Linked DNA regions of Homo sapiens: region 1 is linked to region 2. A link is a loop called in an ENCODE intact Hi-C map of the cell type or tissue named here. Cell type or tissue: Caco-2. All regions are shown on one strand. Each heading gives the region's core, and the rest is flanking DNA. Links, peaks and the distances in the headings are about the cores only.

Region 1 (5,379 bases), core at 142-5,141, 56 kb before region 2:
CATGTCTGTCGGCAGAGGGAGCCACATTTTTCCATGATGCTTGGTTGATGCCTGTTGCCTTATAACACAGAATCCCCATACTTGGCTCCAGCCAGGCTGCTTCTGCAGGCCCCATCATGGCCATTGGGAGATCTGGCCCTCCTGGGAGAGTTTTGCCAATGGGAAACAATAAGGAAGGTGTTCAAAACCACAACTTTTTAAATTCGTGCATGAGATAGTTCTGAGAGATGCATCCTTAGGCGATTTGGTCATTGCGTGAAAATCCTCCAGTGTACTTACACAAGCCTGGATGGCACAGCCTATTGCTCCCAGGCTCCAAGCCTGTACAGCATATTGCTGTACTGAATACTGTAGGCAGCTATAACACAAAGGTAAATACTTGTGTGTCTAAACATGTCTAAACATAGAGAAGGTATAAAAATATGGTATTATCATCTTATGAGACCACTGTGCTATTGTATACGCAGTCTGTCGCTGACTGAAACATCATCACACAGCATGTGACTGTACCTGGGCAGTGCTGGCTTCCATTTGTGAGGTCACTGAGCAGCAGCGCCCCAGCCTGCAGAAGCTTCAGTTGAGGCTGGCAGTGTTGGAGGCTTGTCCCAGACACCAAGGCTTGGGGTGTTTGTCTCCCAGTGCAAGTACAGTTTTCTGGAAGAGCCATCTTGATTACCTTTCATTTTATCCTTTAAATTGTTGAGGATTAGGTTAGATAACTGCCTTGTCTTTGTAGAGGTGAAAAATTTATAGCTCTTGGAAAGTATGTTCTTCTTTCTAATAGAAGCCTTCCCCTCGCTCAGAGACGGGAGGAAATGCCTAACAAAGAACACAGTGAAGCTATGAAATTTGGCTTCTGTAAATCTTAGTCCTATTTCTAGAAGGTGGGGCGGGGAGGCAAGGCACATTGCCTGGCCTTTTGGGGAAAGGTTGCTGCTTTCAGCCAGGGAATGTGGGGGCCAGCTTCCCTGAGGCCCTCAGTGTGACGGCCGAGCTCCCAGTGGCAGCAAAGCGAGCCTGACCGGTCAGCCGCCATATAGCCACTTAGAGTCAGTTACCAAGGCAGGGTGGGCAGTCATTCCCAGAGTTTAAAAAAAAGAAAAAATCCTAAAATCCCTCATTACATTTTACCATTGAGATAAAGTAGCTGAGAAATGTGCAGTGTGTCAGGCACACTCTTTCCTGGTGTTCTCTGCCTTTACAGTTGAGCAGGGTGTGGCCATCGGGCCTGCCACTGAGGGTCAAGCATCACTGCCTTCACCACATCTCACAGTTCTCACCTTGGCCACAATTAGATGACATTTGTGAGGACCCTGCTGCTTTCAATTAATGTTGACACTCATTTTTTTCATTTTCCACTCATTTTTTAAAATATGGGAGAGGCCAGGATAATAGGAAGTAAATTGCACATGTGAATACAAGCAAGTAAATTGCACATGTGAATATAAGCATACAAGCAGAGCCCAGCCGCCCTGCCCTGCCCTGCCCGCAGTGCCCTCTCAGCTAGCAGGAAGTGGGTTCTGCAGGTACAAGCTGTTCTCTGGAGGTACTCAGTTCCAGTTTGCAGAATGGTTTTCATACATCCGTGGGTAATGCATGAAAAGGTCATAGTCTGCCAGCGGGAAGCAGCTTCTGTGTGCGCTGACCCTGCCGCCCTTCTCTCCAAGCCCCCAAGTTGGGTCCAAAAGCAAATGTGGGTGGGAATACAGACCCATTGTTGTGATCTGTAAGCCAAGCGATCCTGAGCCTGGGGAGCACATCCTGTGAATTTGAGTGACAGATCTGCTTTAAAATTTTAGGAATAGCCCTGTTTGTGGAATGACTGTGTCCCCGGCAAGTTGACAATTGAGTTTTTGCAAATCAAATCTTTTCCCAGAGAACTTTAATATATAAGAGATTCCTGCAAACCATCCATTTTATGGTGCAAAAAGCTCTCTCACTGCTGTTTCCAATACGTTCAGATTGTTGTCAGGTTTTGTTTGTTTGTTTGTTTTTTGTTTTTTTTTGAGATGGTGTCTTGCTCTTTCACCAGGCTGGAGTGCAGTGGCGAGATCTCGGCTCACTGCAAGCTCTGCCTCCTGGGTTCAAGTGATTCTCCTGCCTCAGCTTTCCCGAGTAGCTGGGATTACAGGAATGTGTCATCACGCCCAGCTAATTTTTGTACTTTTAATAGAGACAGGGTTTCACCATGTTGGCCAGAATGGTCTCGATCTCTTGACCTCGTGATCTGATCTGCACGCCTCGGCCTCCCAAAGTGCTGGGATTACAGGCATGAGCCACCATGCCTGATCTTTTAATTTTTTTTTTTTTAAGATGGAGTCTTGCTCTGTCGCCCAGGCTGGAGTACAATGGCACAATCTCAGCTCACTGCAACCTCCGCCTCCCAGGTTCAAGCGATTCTCTTGCTCAGCCTCCCAAGTAGCTGGGATTATAGGCGCGTGCCACCACTCCCGGCTAATTTTTGTATTTTTAGTAGAGGCAGGGTTTCACCATGTTGGCCAGGCTGGTCTTGAACTCCTGACCTCAGGTGACTTGCCCGCCACAGCCTCCCAAAGTGCTGGGATTACAGGCATGAGCCACTGCACCTGGCCAGTCAGGTTGTTCTTAAAATGAACGTCTGCCATTACAAACCTACTTGCCTTCTCAAGACAGGACAGTGTTGCTGAGGTATGTGCTTTCATGGGAATCTAATTCACAAATGCCATCTTGTTAAGGATTTTACAACTAGAAGAAATTGTGTCCAATTTGAGTCCTAAAAAGTGCCATCTGTTCACGTTGATTTTTGAGCTCCCATTTCATACCAAGTCTTTTTTTCTCCATCTTTGTATTTCATTGGCCAGAAGGCAAGGTACTGCCCATAGCAAGGCATTCTCTTCTCCTGCCCTCCCCTGCCCTCTTTTCCTTCGGGTCAGGTGGGGTGCATTAACCCTCACTGGAGCCTGGTGGGCAGCACCAGAGGTCGGCCTTTGCAGCAGAATAGCTGGAATTCCTGAGCATAATTTAGCCATGGTTCTGTTTGCTTAAGCATGTGGGTGGCTATTCTTCAGTCTCTCTTGTGTTCGTAAGTCCCTGTGGCTGCTAAAACTTGAGATCCCCTGAAAATGGCAGAGCCTCAGGAGTTCGCCGTGATGGCCCCAGAATACTCAATCTGCTTAGAAAAAGGAAAACACAGATCTTGTTGTCTGTCTGCATCATTTGTAAACGAGAGCCTTGTCAGGAATTTGTGTGTAGAACGTGATCTGTTTTAAGCCTGAGCATAGTCTGCCTGTGCTTACAGGTTTTTAGTTGCCTCAAGAGGGAGTCACCAAATACATAGCAAGGGTTGTGAAGGAAAAGGAGGACAGGGTCCAACCCAGTTGCCATGCCCGGGGTGGCGCACTCGCCCCTTGTCAGTTGCTCCAACTTGTGGTTTCTCTGATGCCCCTGTGAAACAGAGGTCCCTATTTTTAGTGCTGGACTGTCATTTCTGATGTGCTGCTGTTGCAAAAATTCAGTAGCAGCTTTAACAGAAATCCTGATTTAAAGGCCCCGTTTATAATGTAGATGAAGCTTGTTTACCAAATAAAAGAGCAGAATGCTGTGGTGGATTGGCTGCTTCAGATCTCATCAAATGGAAGAGTCCTGTGTTTATTCCTTTGCATGGCATCATGCAAAGGCCCTGCCTCTGCGTGGAGCCCATGCGTCTTTGTTTTGATTCATTCCTTCTTCTGGTCAACCAGGGAGAGGAGGAAGAGGGAGTTGTTCCTTGCCTAGAGGAAAATGGCAGAGCAGCAGCAGATCCAGGTAGTGGTTCAATACCCAGATCTTCTAGCGTAAGAATCATGCGTGTTCAGGGTCACGATCAAATCAATCCAGAAAATGTATATTGTAGGAGAGGAAGAAATCACTTCATCCCTACCCTTCACAGTTCTTGGGACAGACTGCAGCAACGAAAGACAGATTAACACAAACAGAAGTTGAATAGTAGGTATATCTTGTGTTGTATCCATGGGAGATACCCAGAGAAATGAGTCAGTGTCCAAGAGGTGGCTTAGATTTTAGGCTTAAAAACCATCATCCCGGCTGGGCATGGTGGTTCACGCCTGTAATCCCAGCACTTTGGAAGGCCAAGGCAGGCAGATCCACGAGGTCAAGAGTTGGAGACCATCCTGGCCAACATGGTGAAACCCTGTCTCTACTAAAAATACAAAAATTAGCCAGGCGTGGTGGCACATGCTGTAATCCTAGCTACCCAGGAGGCTGAGGCAGGAAAATGGCGTGAACCCAAGAGGCGGAGGTTGCAGTGAGCCGAGATTGTGCTACTGCACTCCAGCCTGGGTGACAGGGCGAGACACCGTCTCAAAAAAAAAAAAAAAAAAAAAATTTCCCTGAAACAAAGATAAATGGTTTGGGGAAGGCCAGTTATGGGGAGGTACCCAAGAAAAGCAGTTAACAAAGGTAAGGTTTGAGAGCCAGATTCTCCACTGATAGAAATCTCTAGTGATGTAGTCATCCTTCTCTTCTTGGTAATAGAAAGGAAGACACCCATGAATTTTGTCTTACAAGAGGATAACTTATCTGTTTTTGGGATATCTCCTGTGTCTGCAGTCTCTCAAAATAATCAACTCAAAATCTTTATGCGAAAAGGCATATTTTGGGGTGGCATATTCTGGTCTCTCACAATATAAAAGTACCCCAAGCCTTATGTTAGTAGGAATCATTAACGTTATCATCGTGGCAGGAAGAGACTACAGCGAGAATTCCTGGGACAGCAGGGACCAGAACTGGTTTGTGTAGATTCTCAGAGTATAGATAGGATCACATTGGACCCTGGTTTCCAAACATTTTAGGTATGGGAACCCCCCCACCTCTGTCTCAGTGCCTCGGTATGTAAAACTGACATAAATACCATTCTGCTAATGGTATTTATGTCAGTTTTACATACCGACACGCTGAGATGAACTTTAAATGTCTGCTCAGTAAGGGCAATGGGCCTGTTTGCATAACACAAATATGAATGGTACCTGCAGTCCAGATCAGCTGTAGCATCCCTGCCCTTCAGTATTTTGTTCTGGTTGCACTGTCTTGAAAGAATCCACTTCGTCATCCAGATCAGTGATGCAGATGGCAATATTTGTTAAGAACGGCTCTTCCTGTAGTTCTAAGAAATTATCTGACTAGAAAGATGACAGGAAAAGCACTATTATGAGACTGCCCAGTGATAAGTTATTCTGGGCACCCATGGTAATGCGCTGGGCCCCAAGGTATTAGAATTTAGTAACAGCGGCCGGGCACAGTGGCTCGCACCTGTAATCCCAGCACTTTGGGAGGCTAAGGTGGGCAGATCACCTGAGGTCAGGAGTTCGAGACCAGCCTGGCCAACATGGTGAAACCCCATCT
Region 2 (5,379 bases), core at 248-5,247:
ATCTACTTTCAAGCAATCTAGCATCTGATAACCCTCCGTGATACACAGATGGCAACGTGTCCTTTTCAGTTACTAAATGAACTTACTTGTTCAACAGGACTGTTAGCAATATTGTAGAGAAAAAACATGATTTGCATTTTGGGAAAGATAACGTTAAGCCTTCTTCAGCTAGTCATTGCTGAGCAAGAGGGGGCTGTTCATGAAAGCACTCCTAACTCGTGACAATAAACTCTATCATTTACTTACAAAATAGATAAAATATAAACAACTGTCTTGTTGGGGAGAGGAGAAACCTATTTCCCACCCCTTCTGGGGTAAGATTCTTGGCCTCTTTCCTCCCTCTCATGCCTAGCGGAAAATAAATGACAAATAACTGGAGAGTGTGGGGCAAGCGCTGGGCCATGGAGCTGAGCCCCTTCTGGATTTTCTCTTTTTTCTGATCTGCACTGGCAGGGGAAGACTGCAGTGGTCCATGCTGCCCAAGAGCAGGTGGGCAAGTGGGTTGCCGATCAAAAGTCATGTTACCCAGTCCCGTATTGCCCTCTCATTGGTTTTCAACTCAAGAAAAGGAAAAGGGCCAGGCGCAGTGGTTCACATTTCTAATCACAGCACTTTGGGAGGCTGAGGTAGGCGGATCACCTGAGGTCAGGAGTTCGAGACCAGCCTGGCCAACATGGTGAAACCCTGTCTCTACTAAAAATACAAAAATTAGCCAGGCATGGTCGCGGGCACCTGTAATCCCAGCTACTTGGGAGGCTGACGCAGGAGAAGCACTTGAACCTGGAAGGCAGAGGTTGCAGTGAGCTGAGATCGCGCCATTGCAGTCCAGACTGGGTAACAAGAGCGAAACTCCATCTCAAAAAAAAAAAAAAATAAAACAACAACAACAACAACAACAAAAAAAAACAACTCCTAACTGGCTGGGCCTGGTTGCACACACCTATAGTTCCAGCTACTTGAGAGGCTGAAGTGGGATGACTGTTTGAGCCCAGGAAGTCAAGGCTCCAGTGAGCCACTCCAGCCTGGGTAATGGAGTGAGGCCTTATCTCTAAAGCAAGCACACACACCACACACACACACACACACACACACTCACTCTCTCTCTTTTCTTCCTGTCTCTCACACACAACTGTGGGCATTTTAAAAACTCATTTCCAAGGAATCCTAAACTCTGAGACCTTCTGGAAACAGGCAGACTTTATTTGAATTACAAAGACTGACCCGGCTAGGTGTGGTGACTCATGCCTGTAATCCCAACACTTTGGGAGGCCAAGGTGGGAGGATCACTTGAGCCCAGGAATGAGATCCCTGACTCTACAAAAAATACAAAACTTAGCCAAGCATGGTGGCCTGCAAGTGTAGTCCCAGCTACTCAGGAGACTGAGGTGGGAGGATCACTTGAGGCCAGGAGGTCAGGGCTGCAGTAAGCCATGATAGTGCCATCACACTCCAGCCTGGGTGACAGAGGAGACCCTGTCCCAAAAAAAAGACTGACTCTTCCTGTTTTAACAGCGGCTGATATATATAATGTTTGTTGTATCTGGCTAGATCAAGAGAAGTAGGGTGGAACAAAAGACAAATTCTGCTAAGGGGCTGGAGCAAAGTTATTAGGGGACAGAAGTGGAGAAAGACCAAGGGAAAAACCTCTTGCGTATTTTGCTACAGGACCTGTAACGCCATCACAGCTCTGAGGGCTGGTGGAATATGTGAAGCAGATGTGAAAATCCAGCTGTCTTCTGCTATGCCAGACATTAAAAAGATCTTCAAAAATGTAGAACAATGCCACTCTTTTCACTATTTATTTTTTCCTCAAAAAGCTAATATGCAATAATCTATTGCTTTTAAATGAATTTAAAATATTTCAGAATATTCTCGATTGTATTTTCTAGTATTATAAATAGTGATAGATGTAACCCATATAAGCAAAAGCTCTTTAGGGTAATAACTTTTAAGAGTGTCAAGGAACCTTACTTTTTTTTTGAGACAGAGTCTTGCTCTGTCGCCCAGGCTGGAGTGTGGTGGCACGATCTGGACTCACCGCAAGCACCGCCTCCCGGGTTCACGCCACTCTCCTGCCTCAGCCTCCCGAGTAGCTGGGACTACAGGCACCCGCCACAACGCCCGGCTAATTTTTTGTATTTTTAGTACAGATGGGGTTTCACCATGTTAGCCAGGATGGTCTTGATCTCCTGACCTCATGATCCGCCCGCCTCGGCCTCCCAAAGTGCTGGGATTACAGGCGTGAGCCACCGCGCCTGGCCAAGGAATCTTACTTTTAAGAATGTGAAGGAATCTTAAGACCAAAAAGTATAAGAACCACTGACCTAAATCATGATTCAATTCTTCACTTCTCTATTCTGACCTATAACCGCATTCTGTTGTCCATTCACTTTTCATCTCTAGCCACTTATATTCATCTCTAGACACTAGTCTCCTATAGCTAGGCTTTGCATGTTAGAATTGCTTTAGAAGTTTCAGAAGTTCTCCTAAATTTAATATATAAGGTTTGAACAAGTTCTAACACCATCCTAGGTTCTCAGGGGTTTTTTTGTTGTTTTTTGTTTTGAGTCAGGGTTTCACTCTGTTGCCTAGGCTGGAGTTTAGTGGCACGATTGTGGCTCACTGCAGCCTCCACTGCCTAGGCTCAAGCGATCCTCCCACCTCAGCCTCCTGAGGAGCTAGGACCACAGGTGCAAGCCACCATGCTTGGGTAACTTTTTATTATTTGTAGAGACCAGGTCTTCCTATGTTGCCCAGGCTGGTCTCAAACTCCTGGGCGCAAGTGATCCTCCTGCCTCAGCCTCCCAAAGTGGTGGGATTACAGGCATGAGCCACCATGCCCGGTCCATCCTAGGTTCTCTGTTATCTCTACAATCTGTTTTTCTGGCCTCATTTCTCCTTATTTATTTGAATGTTTATTATACATTTTGATCTACTCAAGAATTTCCTGCCTCCTGGAATGCTCTTTCTGTTCCTCAATCTTCCCATATCTGCATAGAAATTCTATACTGCCTTTTCCAAGGCCACCCCTATCTATGCCATACACACCTTCATTAGTACACCTCTTTTTTCTTTCTTTTTTTTTTTTTAAAGAGACAAGTTCTGACTTTGTTGCCCAGGCTGGAGTGCAGTGGCATGATCATAGGTTGCTGCAGCCTCAAACTCCTGGGCTCAGGGGATTCTCCTGCCTCAGCCTCCCAAGTAGCTGAGACTACAGGCACACACCCCTATGCCCAGCTAATTTCTTTAATTTTTTTTTGTAGGGACTGGGTCTCACTGTGTTGTCCAGGCTGGTCTCAAACTCCTGGCCTCAAGTGATCCTTCTGCTTTGACCTCTCAAAGTGTTGGAATAACAGGCATGAGCTCCACACCCAGCCCTTAGTACACAATACTGACCTACAACCACATTCTGCTGTCCATTCACTTTTCATCTCTAGCCACTTATATTCATATACAGCCTCGTTTTATCCTACTCACTTTTTTTAGTCTCCCTCTTTCCCATACGTATTCATTCTATCTTATCATTGACTTTTAGTCACAAATAGAATCTATCATTAACTAATTGACCTATTTTTATCTACTAAGTATGATTTAAATATGCCTGTCAATTCTTCTAAAAACTAAATGTTTATTAAGTTTATTAATTTACATTTCTCATTCATTTGCCTGTATATTTGTCCAAATAAACTAGAAATATTCAGAAAAATATTTGAATGTGACCTTGAGCAACACCATATACCCAAAAGCACTTGATAATGTAAACTTCCATTTATCCAGAATGATTGGGAAAGACACATTTCCATAAATACAATGTTAACTAAGACACACATATATACAAACTGGCAAAGAATTATACCGCTATAAAATGAACTTAACACAATATTGAGTATCACTTAACACTTCCTCCATGACTCAGAGGATAAGTACATGTCAGGGTCTTGCAGTGTTATTAGTTCATCACTATGAACATCAACTACTAAATAGAAAAGAGGGGATTTAAAATGTCTTCAAGAGCACAAACACTGTCTTATACTTCCTTTTCTATGCCCTATTCCAACTGGCAGAGAGCTGGGCACATAATCATTCTGTCAGCTAACCTGTCCCCTAACACAGCAGACAGAGTTCAACTTTATTTGTTTAAACTTTCCAATGATTTAAATTCTAGGTCAAAAGACAATTACTATAAATACTTTTTGATGATGAATAATCTTCATCTTTAGAGATCAAACAGCCACATCTACAATAATGACAACAACATAACTAGTAATTTGGCTGTTTGGCAAGAATTGGAGCATATGGAAAAAAAGAACCATCAGCCTTAGTCCAGACATTCTAAATGGAGGTTAGGAGCCTAAATATCTTAGCTGGAATGAAAGTTGCTATGAAGAGCCATAAATGTGGGTCAGAATGCTATGACCTGTGAGATCAGACAGGAAAGTTTTAGAAAATCTAATGGCAAGGAGAAAATATACAAAAGTATTCAAAAGGAAAAGAGTATAAAGTAATTGAATCATGAAACGATGTTCCAGCCCATTGCCTAACAGAATAAAGCTTTGAAAAATAAAAGCCAAGGTTGACAACTTCAACACAGAACTGGAAATCATAAAAAGTGACACCACTGAAAAAAATTGCCAAATAGGAATTCTAGGACCAAAAAATAAAATAAGCAAAATTAAGAATTCAATGGACCAGTTTAATATATTAGCTGAAGAAAGGAAAGGGAAAACCATCCAGAATGAAGCATAGGAAACAGGAAAAAACAAACAAACAAACAAAACAGAAGCATAAATACAAAAGAGAGAATAAAGTTTACAGTGAGGTGTAATGTGCCTTTAATTGGAATCCCAGAATTAGAGGACAGAAAGAAAGGAACAGAGGCAATACTTGAAGAGATAATAAATAAGAATTTTCCAAAAGTGGTAAAATATCTTTCCACAGATTTTTTTTTTTTTTTTTTTTTTTGAGATGGAGTCTTGCTCTGTCACCCAGGCTGGAGTGCAGTGGTGTGATCTCAGCTCACTGCAACCTCCACCTCTTGGGTTCAAGCAACTCTCCTGCCTCAGCCTCCTGAGTAGCTGGAATTACAGGTGCCCACCATCATGCCTGGCTAATTTTTGTATTTTTAGTAGAGATGAGGTTTCACCATGTTAGCCAGGCTGGTCTTGAACTCCTGAGCTCAAGTGATAGGCCTGCCTCTGCCTCCCAAAGTGCTGGGATTACAGGCATGAACCACCACGCCCTGCCCAATATCATTCCAAGGATTTAAGAAGTTCAATGAATTCCAAGCAAACTAAATAGGAAACTCATATGTAGATACAAAGTGGATATGCAAAAACCTCAAAACAGAAAATTTCATGAGCAGCCAGAGAAAAACACATG

What was found. A loop is a pair of places that touch in the nucleus more often than their neighbours do. Peaks named below come from ENCODE experiments on the same cell type or tissue, not always from the same donor. Only the 100,000 strongest peaks of a DNase experiment are listed, where the experiment ranks them.
Region 1: it touches region 2 in a loop (2.3-fold over the local background); 1 of 110 quality-filtered maps calls a loop at or near these places.

Annotation. Positions count from the first base shown.
Region 1 is chr2:159,208,580-159,213,958 of GRCh38, forward strand. All of the region lies in intron 19 of TANC1 (tetratricopeptide repeat, ankyrin repeat and coiled-coil containing 1), which reads left to right. Among named protein-coding and RNA genes, the nearest start is that of MIR6888, 24 kb to the left of the region's middle. RefSeq lists enhancers at 1,244-1,463, 2,768-3,382. In Caco-2, for the core only: no CTCF peak of the experiment used is centred there; DNase peaks (open chromatin) are centred at 2,942 and 3,303; H3K4me3 peaks cover 433 bases.
Region 2 is chr2:159,264,227-159,269,605 of GRCh38, forward strand. All of the region lies in intron 5 of WDSUB1 (WD repeat, sterile alpha motif and U-box domain containing 1), which reads right to left. Among named protein-coding and RNA genes, the nearest start is that of WDSUB1, 20 kb to the right of the region's middle. In Caco-2, for the core only: no CTCF peak of the experiment used is centred there; no DNase peak of the experiment used is centred there.